2 separate regions of the Homo sapiens genome follow, and region 1 is linked to region 2. The links are chromatin contacts, found by Hi-C or POLR2A ChIA-PET in ENCODE. All regions are on one chromosome and are shown on one strand. Each heading gives the region's core, a stretch centred on a gene start or an enhancer-like site at or near the end of the contact. The rest is flanking DNA. Distances are from core to core; before and after follow the strand shown.

Region 1 (5,182 bases), core at 1,988-4,487, 1.4 Mb after region 2:
TTTTCTTCTTTTTATTGTTTTAACTTTTGTGAGTACATAATAGGTGTACATATTTAAGGGTACATGAGACGTCCTGATACAGGCATGTAATGTGAGATAAGCACATCATGGAGAATGGGGTCTCCAATTCCTCAAGCATGTATTCTTTGAGTTACAAACAATCTAGTTACACTCTTTAAGCTATTATTTTAAAGAATATGTTTTAGGAATTAAGTTCATTAAAAATGATGACAATGCTTCCCAGGTGATTCAGACATGCAGGCAAGCTTGAGAACTTCAACCCATGGTTCTTACACTTGCGTGTACACAGGGATCATGGGAGGATTGTGAAAAATCAGGCTGCTCCAGGGTCCAGGCTTTGAGAGCCAGGATCCAGACAACCCAAGAATTCCTCAAACCCCAGGAGTCACTGTGGTGTCGAGTGTGAGCCATCTTCCTCATGCATGGGGCTGCCCCATGCTTGCATGCCAACGGAAGTTGGAAAATCTCCTGGACTGTCACCATTTCTGCCAATGAAGTGAGTGACTGCCCCGTGCAGGATGGAGCCACATCTCACGATGACTCTGCTCAGCCGTGGTGATTTGGGGAAGAAGGGTGCAAGGAGACGCAGACAGGCACTGACCATGTGCTCAGCGCTCTGCCGGGCTGGGTTGGGAAAAAGTCACTACAGAGACTGAGACTCCGGAACCCAACCAGAAGCCCAGCCCGGGAAGCCAACCTGTCCCATGCCCCTCCTAAGGAAGATTACTGTGTGTACACAGCCTGGACAGGCTCCGTGTTCTGATCCTTGGTGAGCAGGATATGAGGATCAAGTAAGATAACATTTAAAGAAGCAGCACACAGTAAACCAGGAATAAATGGTGGCTCTTATTTGCTTTATAATCATCATGCCCAGCTTAGCACAACACCATTCTGGTAATATTTGCTGTCTCTCTAATAACATAATGTCTGAAGGCAAGGCCACTGGCACACTCAGAGCCCAGCGCTGCATAACACCCGTGGCACCTAGAAGCCTACAGGAATTGCCCCTCTGCATACAGGGCCCTGGGTCCACCTCCGGGTGGGCTCAGGCTCATAAATGGCATTGGGAATCTTGGAATCTCAAGGACCAGGCCTAAGGCAGGGACCAGAAAACGCTCCACCAAACCCTGCTACATGCAAGGCAACGCTTCAGACATCAGAGCTGCCCGGCATGGAGATGGGCCTGTGCCACCCACAGCTTCTGTGAAGCCCCAGTTTTGTATTGTTCCCTTACCAAAAGCAATCAGGCTTTGTCAAACATCAAGATGCAGCTCCTGACACCAGGTAAAATGATTCAGTGAACTTCGGAGAGTAAACACGAGTGTCTAATTACAAGGCTTGTGTAGAGGGAGTTGTTCCTTCAGGGTTAATCTCAAACCCTCAGCAACTCAGAAGGCCTTCCTAATCAGACAGAGCTGGCTGTGGTTTCTGCAGCGGCCCAGGCAGATCCAGGGCACGGTCCCGTTCGTGGAGGCTTCACCTCATGGGAGCTGCTTTTGGTGGGCGCAGGGTGTCACCAGATGCCCAGAGCCTGGGGACATCCATCCCTGCTGGGGCCAGGCCAGGCCTTTTCTGAGCAGCTCTAAGGCTGGGTGTCAATTATTGAACAGTCTTATACATTTGCCATTCTAGTTAGTCCATTTTACAGATAAGGAAAAGTGAGTACCTTGCTGGAAGTCACAGAGATTGTAAATGGAAGAGCCAGGATTGGAGCCAGCCATCTCCTCATTTTATTCATTCATTCATTCAAAATCTAGTTACTTGCCACCTCCTATGGGCTAGGTATCTACCAGGTGATGGGGATCCAAAAGAAAGTAGAGAAATAGGGCCTGTGCCCTCATGGAGCTTGCTTTGGGTTGGGGAGATGAAAAGCTAACAAGTAACTAATACCTAAAAAAATTACAGATTGGAAAACAATAGGGTGATGTGATAAAGAGTGATGCAGGGAGGGGAGGTGTTCGTGAACCCAAATCTCATGGTCTTTCCATTAGCGCAACAGGGTGGAGAAGCACCCGAAGAGACGAGGGCCCTGAGGCCATCTTACCAAATAAGCCATGAAACTAGCAGAGGCAAAGAGACCCTCCTACCCTCTGCCAGGACACTGGGCTCGCCTCTCCGATAAACTTAGAAAGATGCAACACCTCTGAGCCAAGCAGGGATCAGAGCCTCCTTGAGTACTGGATTCAAAATGTGTGCAATTCTGGATGCGGGTGGCTGAAACGGGCCTTCTCTCCAGGAGACGCAGGGGAATGGTGCCTCCAGAGCCCCTCAGACTCTGCCCTCTCACCGAGCAGTCCTCGAGGTCCCTCTCCTTCAGGAGCATCATGCTTCCCGAGTGACAGCAACAAGCTGGCAGGGAAGACGCTGTGAGAAACAGAACATGTTGGAACTGTGGAAGCTTAGGGCTCTGCAGTCAGAGGACATGGAAATAATCCCAGCCCTACATTTGCTAATGGGAGAAGCAAGGAAGCCACACGAGCTCTTGAGCATTGGTCTCCTTGTTCCCACAAAATATGAGAAATGAGATTCAATCTTACTTAGTATTTTAAAAGGTAGGGGCTAAAAGTACCTACTCTTCGGGCTGTTTTGAACTCAATCAATTAAAGAACTGACCTGGGGTCAATAAAGTGCCCAGCACACTCCAGGCACTTCTCCAATGTCAGCTGGAGGACACCAAGGCATTCAAAAAGGAGGAACTAATTGGTGAGTGTCCCTAATCATGCCTCTCCTACTCCCAACCCCACACCCAGGCCTAGGCCAAAGATTAGGCATTCCAGGCACAGAGGGGACTAACTGCTCTGCTGAGCCCAAAAGCCAGGGTGACGTCCAGTCGGGGGCACTGCCTGCATTCAGATCCCACATCCCCCTCATGGGCTGCAGGGCTGGACAACTTGCTCGCCTGTTCTGTGCCCCCACTGTCCTGCGTGTGAAATGGGAGGGCAGCTGAGAAGTAAAGGAAATGGTGCATGCTACATATCTGGAAAATAGGAAAGCCCCCATCATGCTAGTTTCCTTCCTTCTGTTCCCCTCAAGACTTCCAACATTCCCTCCTTTAGCGTACAAAGGAGTATTTCCCATTAAGAAGGCTCCATAAACTCACGTGCTGACACCGTGCCCCTGTTCCAAACATACAGAAGCGACAGATAAAATACAAAAGGAGAGAGTCAATAAGATGAAGCCGGGCTCACAAACGAGATAATCATCTCTGCGTATGAGAGGCACAACACTGACACAAAGCAGTCAGTGGGGTGGGAGAGGGGAGGGAAGATGTGGGTTCTTCAAAGGCAACAAGGACTAAGTCTTCCCTGCAAGATGGGAGGGGGAGCCCAGGCTTAGAGCTGGAAGCCAGGGGATGAAGTGAGCTGTCCACCCTGAAGGCAGTAAAACAGTAACCAAGGGATGTGATATCCACGGCTAAGGCTTTATTAGGATCTCAGGACCAGGTAGAGGCGAACACAAAACTATCAGAGAGAGAGAGAAGGAACGAGAAACGAAAACAAAACAGAAACTTTGCTCTTGAAATGAGCCTGCACACCAAAATACCAAAACTTGTAGACAGCTCACGCTTAGAAAACAAGCCAGCAAAATCAATACTCAAAACATGAATTACTCCAAATAAAATTAAATTAACATCATGAAACAATTTGACAAGGACTTTAAAATAGGAACATTTCAAATGCTCAGATGCAAGAAAAACATTCATTTAAAATAAACAAGAAATGTTCAAACAAAAGCAGACAGAAAGGAAACAAGGACAGTGAATAGCATAAAGAACTAATTAAACAGCAAATGACAAACTGGGAAAAACAGTTGTGTATCACAGATAAAAGGCTAATATCCCCAATTGTAAAGAACTTTTAAACACTGAAGATAAGAAGACCAAAAATTCCTTCAGGAAAAAATGAACAAAAGACAGAACAAACAATCCACAGCATTACACAAAAATGGCCCTTAAATAGAAGAAATGGCTCCAAATCCACCCAAAAGAATAGTGCACATTAAAACTCATAACAAAGAAAATTAAAACTACACTGAAATACCATTTCTCATGCATCTTATGCTTGGCAAAAATTCAAGACCTTGACAATATACTCTGCAACAGAGAATGTGGGGAGTCAGGCATTATCTTCATTGTGGGGGAGATACAGAAAGGTACAAGTGTGATGGGAAGAAATTTGGCAGTATCTGACAACACTGTTTATGCACTTACTCTCACGAAACCCAGCAATCCCACTTCTAGAAATTTAACAGGAAAACTGTACTTCCAATGGTACAAATATATATATGCATAAAATTATTGTAGCTTTATCTATAACTGCAAAATACTGGAAACTACCTAAATGTGCAAGCATAGACTGGTGAAATAAACTACGATGCACCCACACAATAGAATACTATGTCGCTCTAAAAAAGAAAGAGCTATCTCTATGAATATGGAGTGGTTTACACAGTATACATTCCAATAAAGAGAAGAAAGGTGGAAAAGTACTTTACCTTTAAATGTAAAAAAAAAAGATGGGAAAATAACATAAATTTGCTTTTTTTTCCAAAAAAAAAAAAATCACAAGAAGAATAAACCAGAAAACAATGAAATTGATTATCACAAGTGGTTGGCAGGGAAAATTGAGTAAAAGGGATGGGGAAGAGGTGACCCTTCTTTGAGGATATCTTTTTGTTTTAATTTTTGGAAGTATGTTAAAACATGTTAAGATATAAAATAAAAGCAATAAAGATGGGGGGTGGAAATAAACTAAATGAAAAGAGAAAGAAATAAACCTAATCGTCTTTCAAAGGAATAACATAACCACATCAAAAGGGGAGAGGGGAAGAACAAATACAAATAACTTTTGGATATAATATTATGAATATACAACAGATAAATCTTGAACTCTTCTTAGTGGGTTTGCTTTTCACTGTGGTAAGAATGGAGCAATTCTAAGATTATTTTATGAGTAGTTCAGGATTGAGAAAATGAGTAAATATATGATATTGTGGAGAAATAGGATTCTCTCTGTGGAAGAAGACATACAAATATGGGATGCAGAGAGGCAAGGAAGAATCCAGTGAGGTTAAAATGGATCATAGGTATTGGTAAGAATTCATGATTTTAAAAATTATACATATTTCCTAGCTCTGTCAGCTGAAAAGGCTTAGAAGAAAT
Region 2 (5,346 bases), core at 567-3,066:
CTCCTTGAGGCACTCAACCCAGTCTTTGAACCATAGATTCCCCATCTGAAAGCAAGGAGCTGGAATCCATCATCTCTCTGCTCCTCTGATTTATAGGCAGGATACCAAGGGAAAGATTTAGTCTTAGCCCCATCATTGCTTAGGTAGGGCTGGCTTGTTTCCAGTGATAATCCCAAATCTAGATGCAGTGACTTTCTGGCACAACCATCTCTCAGGAAGTAAATACACTGGTGACAGTAGGAAGGAGGAGGGTGGAGAAAGCTCCCACTGGCCCTGATTTGTGTGGGCTGAAGTCCAGGCTTGGAAGGCGATCTCTTCCTGGTGTAATTCACTGAGTGCGTCTAAGCAGTGTGGCTTGGGAGGTCACCATGCACTGACCACAACCCTATACACAGACACAGACAGAGACACTCATACACACTCTGTCCCTCTAATTTGTGAGTACAAAGACATGGCCAGAGTTTTTTTTTTTTTTAATGAGACAGAGTTTCACTCTTTTCACCCAGGATAGAGTGCACTGGTGCAATCTTGGCTCACTGCAATCTCCGCCTCCTGGGTTCAAGTGATTCTCCTGCCTCAGCCTCCCGAGTAGCTGGGATTACAAGCGCCCGCCACCATGCCTGGCTTTCTGGCATTTTTTTTTATTTTTTATTTTTAGTAGAGACGGGGTTTCGCCATGTTGGCCAGGCTGGTCTTGAACTCCTGATCTCAGGTGATCCACCTACCTTGGCCTCCCAAAGTGCTGGGATTATAGGCGTGAGCCACCGCACCCAGCCATGGCCACAGTTTTCAAGTGAGAACCATGTTAGGGCCCTAGCTCACTGTTTCCCCATTTACAGATAGGAGAGTACACACCTCACAAGGCACATAACCTCCATTGGGTTACTACTAAATAAAATTTCCCAGCCTCCCAATGTATGTAAATACCCTTAAATCTCATAATACAAATAAGGCCATTTGGTGCAGCTGCACAAATGCCCGGTAACCTTAGGCAAGTCATGTAAAACTTTCAGGATGGAATTCGTGTAGCTGCAAAATAAAGATGTTGAATTACCTGCTCTCCAAAATCCCTCTGTCCTCTGTAAGTATGCATGAGTAGACTGTGACAGCCTCTGGGTAATTCAAGCATTAAAATAATATCCACAACCCCTCAATTGCTTATTTTCTCTCTCAGATACAAGTCTGTTGATATTAATAAAGACTGTTGATATTGATGAAGAACTATCAATATCCATCTCTACTGCTAAGGAACCTAAGTTGTTCCAAACATGATTTGGAGCATGTGATGTCTCTGAGGGATGTGACTTGAGACATCTATCCAGGTTTCTTCCTTGCTTAGTCAGCATTTTCTTTCAAATATGGTATAAAAGGTACAATATGGAGCTTGGTGGCACCACCAGGGAGGTGATGAGGAAGAAGGTGCTGCCTGTAACAGTAGCAGAAGAAGTGAGAATCTCCCTGACCCCTCTGCCTCCCCTGCAGACTCCAACAGCAAAACGGGGGCCCACACAGGATATGGGATCCAAGAGGGATTTTTCTGCCTGTTGTGGCCTCCAAATTCTCCAAATAGGTCCGTTCACACAAACAAGGGTAGTTTGTTCTCCCAGCGACAGGTACGTGTGAGCCAATACTTGGGTGGGGGGATGTCAATGGGGGTAAAAGAAAACCTTTGCCTAGTGGGCAGCAGGCGGGGGCCCCCACCAGGGCGTCTCTGATGAAAACGTTCAGCTTGATGTGGCGTCTCTGGTTCCTCTGAACGCGCTCAGAGACAGAGGCGTTGAGCGGTGCTCTCTGTGTTTGAAGGTGTTTCTCTACAGCAAACACCAGGCGGAGAAGAGAAAAACCCAAACCACTTCAAGTGGATTCCGATTTTGAAAGCCACCACATGAAAAGTGCAGAGACCTAAGCCCCCTTTAGTACGAGCCCAAGAGTAACAGGCTCAGGCTGGGGCGGGTCGCCTGCTCCTGGGCTGCCAGCCCCCTGGAGGCCCTGTGCGTGTGACTCTACGGCCAAAGACATCAGTGGAGGGGGAGGTGGGAGCTTTCATCTCTGCACACCGACTTGCTCAGAACTAGACCACAGCGCCGCTCCATGCGGATGCCCTAAGTAGGACAACTTTCATTTGTGACCACGTGGCCCCACCCATCTCTGAACTTCCTGAGGTTTGGCACAGACCTGGGAAGAGTTATGACCTTCAGAGAAGACCGTAAAGCACACCAAGAGCCGATACTCTGAGTTAAAGCCATTCATTCATTCATTTGTCCATTCATTCATTCTTTCCTCCCAACCATATTTTTTTAAACATCTCAACACAACTTCTCCTCACCACCCACAATTCGGTAACGAGAGGAGCACCCGATATTTTTCCCTGCTGTCCTCCACGTTGACCTGATTCCTTTGGTCTTGGCACCTGTTTGCCAACTCCTAACAATTGGCTTTTGCTTGATTGACCCCCTTGCCAAAGCCTGATCCAAGACCCTAAACTTAGAAGAGTTTATTTTGCCTCTCCTCTTCTGCATTTCATGTAATCCAAAATGTGTCTAAACTCTAAATTATAAAATACAGAAGTAAGAAGTATGTTAAAATGACATTGTGCCGAAGTTATTGATAATACAATGTGGGAAAATTCACCAAAGTTGGAATTCTTGTTTTGCTCTGCGGTGTCCTTGTTTTGCTGGGGCCCTAAGATACATTTAGTCAGACCTTCAGGGAATCCCCCACGACTGTCTGCTCCCTGATCCCTGCTTTCAACCCCTAGGGAACCTCCTCTGGCCCCAACCCCGGCTGAGACACAATGCAACCCACCAGCTTCTGCAGTGGTCAGAGCATTTATCTAATCTCTGGGCTCAGACAGTGCAGGGAAAGAGAAGTTCCATGACTCGAAAAAGGCATTTAAAGTGGACGTTAGACTTTTCATTGCTGCCATGTGAACCTATGCTCCCTTTTATCCTGATGAGTGAAACGTCCATTTGCTGCTGTAACAAATTACCACAAACTTGGTGGCTTAAATCAACATAAATTTATGTTTCAGTTCTAGAAGTCAGATGCACAAATAGGTCTCACTGGGCTAAAATCAAGGTGTCTGCCAGGCTGTGTTCCTTCTGGAGGCTGTGGGGGAGAATCTGTTTTCTTGCCTTTTCCAGCTTCTAGAGGCTGCAACATTCCTTGGCTTTTGGCTCCTTCCTCTGTCTTCAAAGCCAGCAATGGCAGGTGAAGCTCTTCTCATCCTGTTTCACTCTGACCTCTTCTGCCTCCCTCCCACTGTAAAGAACTCTTGTGAATAATTATGCCCACCCAGATAGTCCAGGGTATTGTCCTTATTTTAACGTCAGCTGATTAGCAAATTTAATTCCATCTGTATCTTTAATTTCCCCTTGCAATTCCCATGTAATATAGCATATTCACAGGTTCTAGGGATTGGGACATGGATATCTTTGAGGGACTAGTATTCTGTCTGCCATAGCTGGAGGTCTGCAGAATCAGCTGGGTTCTAGGTACTTCGTGTCTGCCTTTTTTTTTTTTTTTTTTTTTTTTTGAGACAGTCTTGCTCTGTCACCCAGGTTAGAGTGCAAGGGCACGATCTCGGCTCACTGCAACTTCCACCTCCCAGGTTCAAGCAATTCTCCTGCCTCAGCCTCCCGAGTAGCTTGGATTACAGGTATGCGCCACCATGACTGGTTAATTTTTGTATTTTTAGTAAAGATGGGATTTTGCCATATTGGCCAGGCTGGTCTCAAACCCCTGACCTCAGGTGATCCACCTGCCTTGACCTCCCAAAGTGCCAGGATTATAGGCATGAGCCACTTTGCCCAGCCTTTTTTTTTTTTTAATTTTCAGAAAAAAGAACAAACAATAAAGCTGTGGCTTTATGGCTCACAAAGATCCATAAACCCGTGCTCACTCAGACACTAGTCAAAAATGCAGATGTCTGGTTTACCAGCTGAGATTCAGGTTGCGCAATTCCAGGAGAGGCCCAGCCATTTGCATTTTAACAAGCTCCCCAAGGGGACCCCAATGCAAATGCACTAGGAGCTGCACCCTGGAGACTCTGGTGTCCAGGGAGCACTGACAGCACATGGACTTTCGGGTCCTCAGTCCACCTCTAAGTACAAAGTCTAGTCACTGAGAACAGAAGAAAGGACCCTACTGTATAGCCCGGCAGTTAGTGCACTCCATAGTCCAGGCTTTTGTGGACTGATTCTGGAGCCCAGGGAGATGGGGTTCAGGGGGTTGAGCTTAAGCTGCAAAGAATGGTCTTTGTACCATCAGCAGTCCTACCCTCTGCCAAGTCAGGGCAGTCAGGAGGACTATCCCCTTGTAAGACTCAGTGCAAGGGGTCAAGGCTGTGAGTCATCATTCTATGGTGAGGGGCTTCATTTTGATTGAACATATTCTAGACAGTCCAACATGGTATAGAGGAAAGGATAAGGACTTTGGCATCCAGTTAGGATTCAATTCAAGTTCAGGGATGAGTAGCTGTGTGATTTTGTGTATGTTGCCTAAACTCTCTGAGCTATAACATAAAGACTATTGCATGGTAGTGACCTTAACTGAGATATGCATATGTTGAGTTTCTGATATACAGAATGGACAAAATAAAAGCCTTCCTCTCTACATCTAAAAAGAGTAATAGAGGCCGGGTGTGGTGGCTCAGGCCTGTAATCCCAGCACTTTGGGAGGCTGAGGCAGGTGGATCACTTGAGATCAGGAGTCTGAGACCAGCTTGGCCAACATGGTGAAATCTTGTCTCTACTAAAAATACCCAAATTAGCTGGGTGTGGTGGTGCACGCTTGTAATCCTAGCTATTCAGGAGGCTGAGGCAGAAGAATCACTTGAACTCAGGGAGGTTGCAGTGAGATTTTGCCATTGCACTCCAGCCTGGGCGACAGAGCAAGAATCCATCTCCAAAAAAAGAGAATAATAGTTAACTATTTATTGAGAAGTTGCATGTTTGTTACTCTGCTAAACTCCTGTTGTTCATTATTCATTGAATACTCACAACTCTTAAAATGGAAGTAATTTCACAGGACTGACTTCATAAAGATGAGAAAACAGAGACACGAGCAAGGAAAGTCACTTGCTCAGACTCAAAGACCTAATGATGAGATGGGATCTGAACTCAGAGGCTAAGTCAGAGTGTAGTCTCTTCAGCAGATTGTCTTGGACAATGCAGATTTTAAACATTCTGCCCCATTGTCAGTCATGGCTACTTTTTAATTTGGAATACATGCTGCTTTTTTTATTTGGAAAATATGGTCAATGAACAGACAAAACTTACAGCCTCATGATGTTTTACTTCCATTTTTGTTGAGGGGAAAGGCAAGAGGAGAACCATAGTGAAGTAT

Evidence for each region. Hi-C counts contacts between places; a loop is a spot of excess contacts on that map. ChIA-PET counts read pairs that join two places held with the same protein, here RNA polymerase II (POLR2A). Pooled maps may share reads with other maps.
Region 1: a loop to region 2 is called in a pooled map, with 5 times the contacts of the local background. The contact joins two enhancer-like sites. A Hi-C loop is called at or near these places in 4 of 50 pooled maps. POLR2A ChIA-PET finds 5 or more read pairs at or near these places in 2 of 52 experiments (activated CD8-positive, alpha-beta memory T cell and naive thymus-derived CD4-positive, alpha-beta T cell).

What each region holds. Positions count from the first base shown.
Region 1 is chr16:80,653,539-80,658,720 of GRCh38, forward strand. The region is part of intron 2 of CDYL2 (chromodomain Y like 2); the gene reads right to left. Among named protein-coding and RNA genes, the nearest start is that of LINC01227, 83 kb to the left of the region's middle. RefSeq lists enhancers at 3,209-3,258, 3,409-3,548. Within about 2 kb of position 3,238, at least 6 of the 41 ENCODE cell types and tissues checked have a DNase peak (open chromatin) inside an H3K27ac peak, as active enhancers do.
Region 2 is chr16:79,270,440-79,275,785 of GRCh38, forward strand. It overlaps a transcript of MAF not described here. Among named protein-coding and RNA genes, the nearest start is that of MAF, 330 kb to the right of the region's middle. Within about 2 kb of position 1,817, at least 2 of the 41 ENCODE cell types and tissues checked have a DNase peak (open chromatin) inside an H3K27ac peak, as active enhancers do.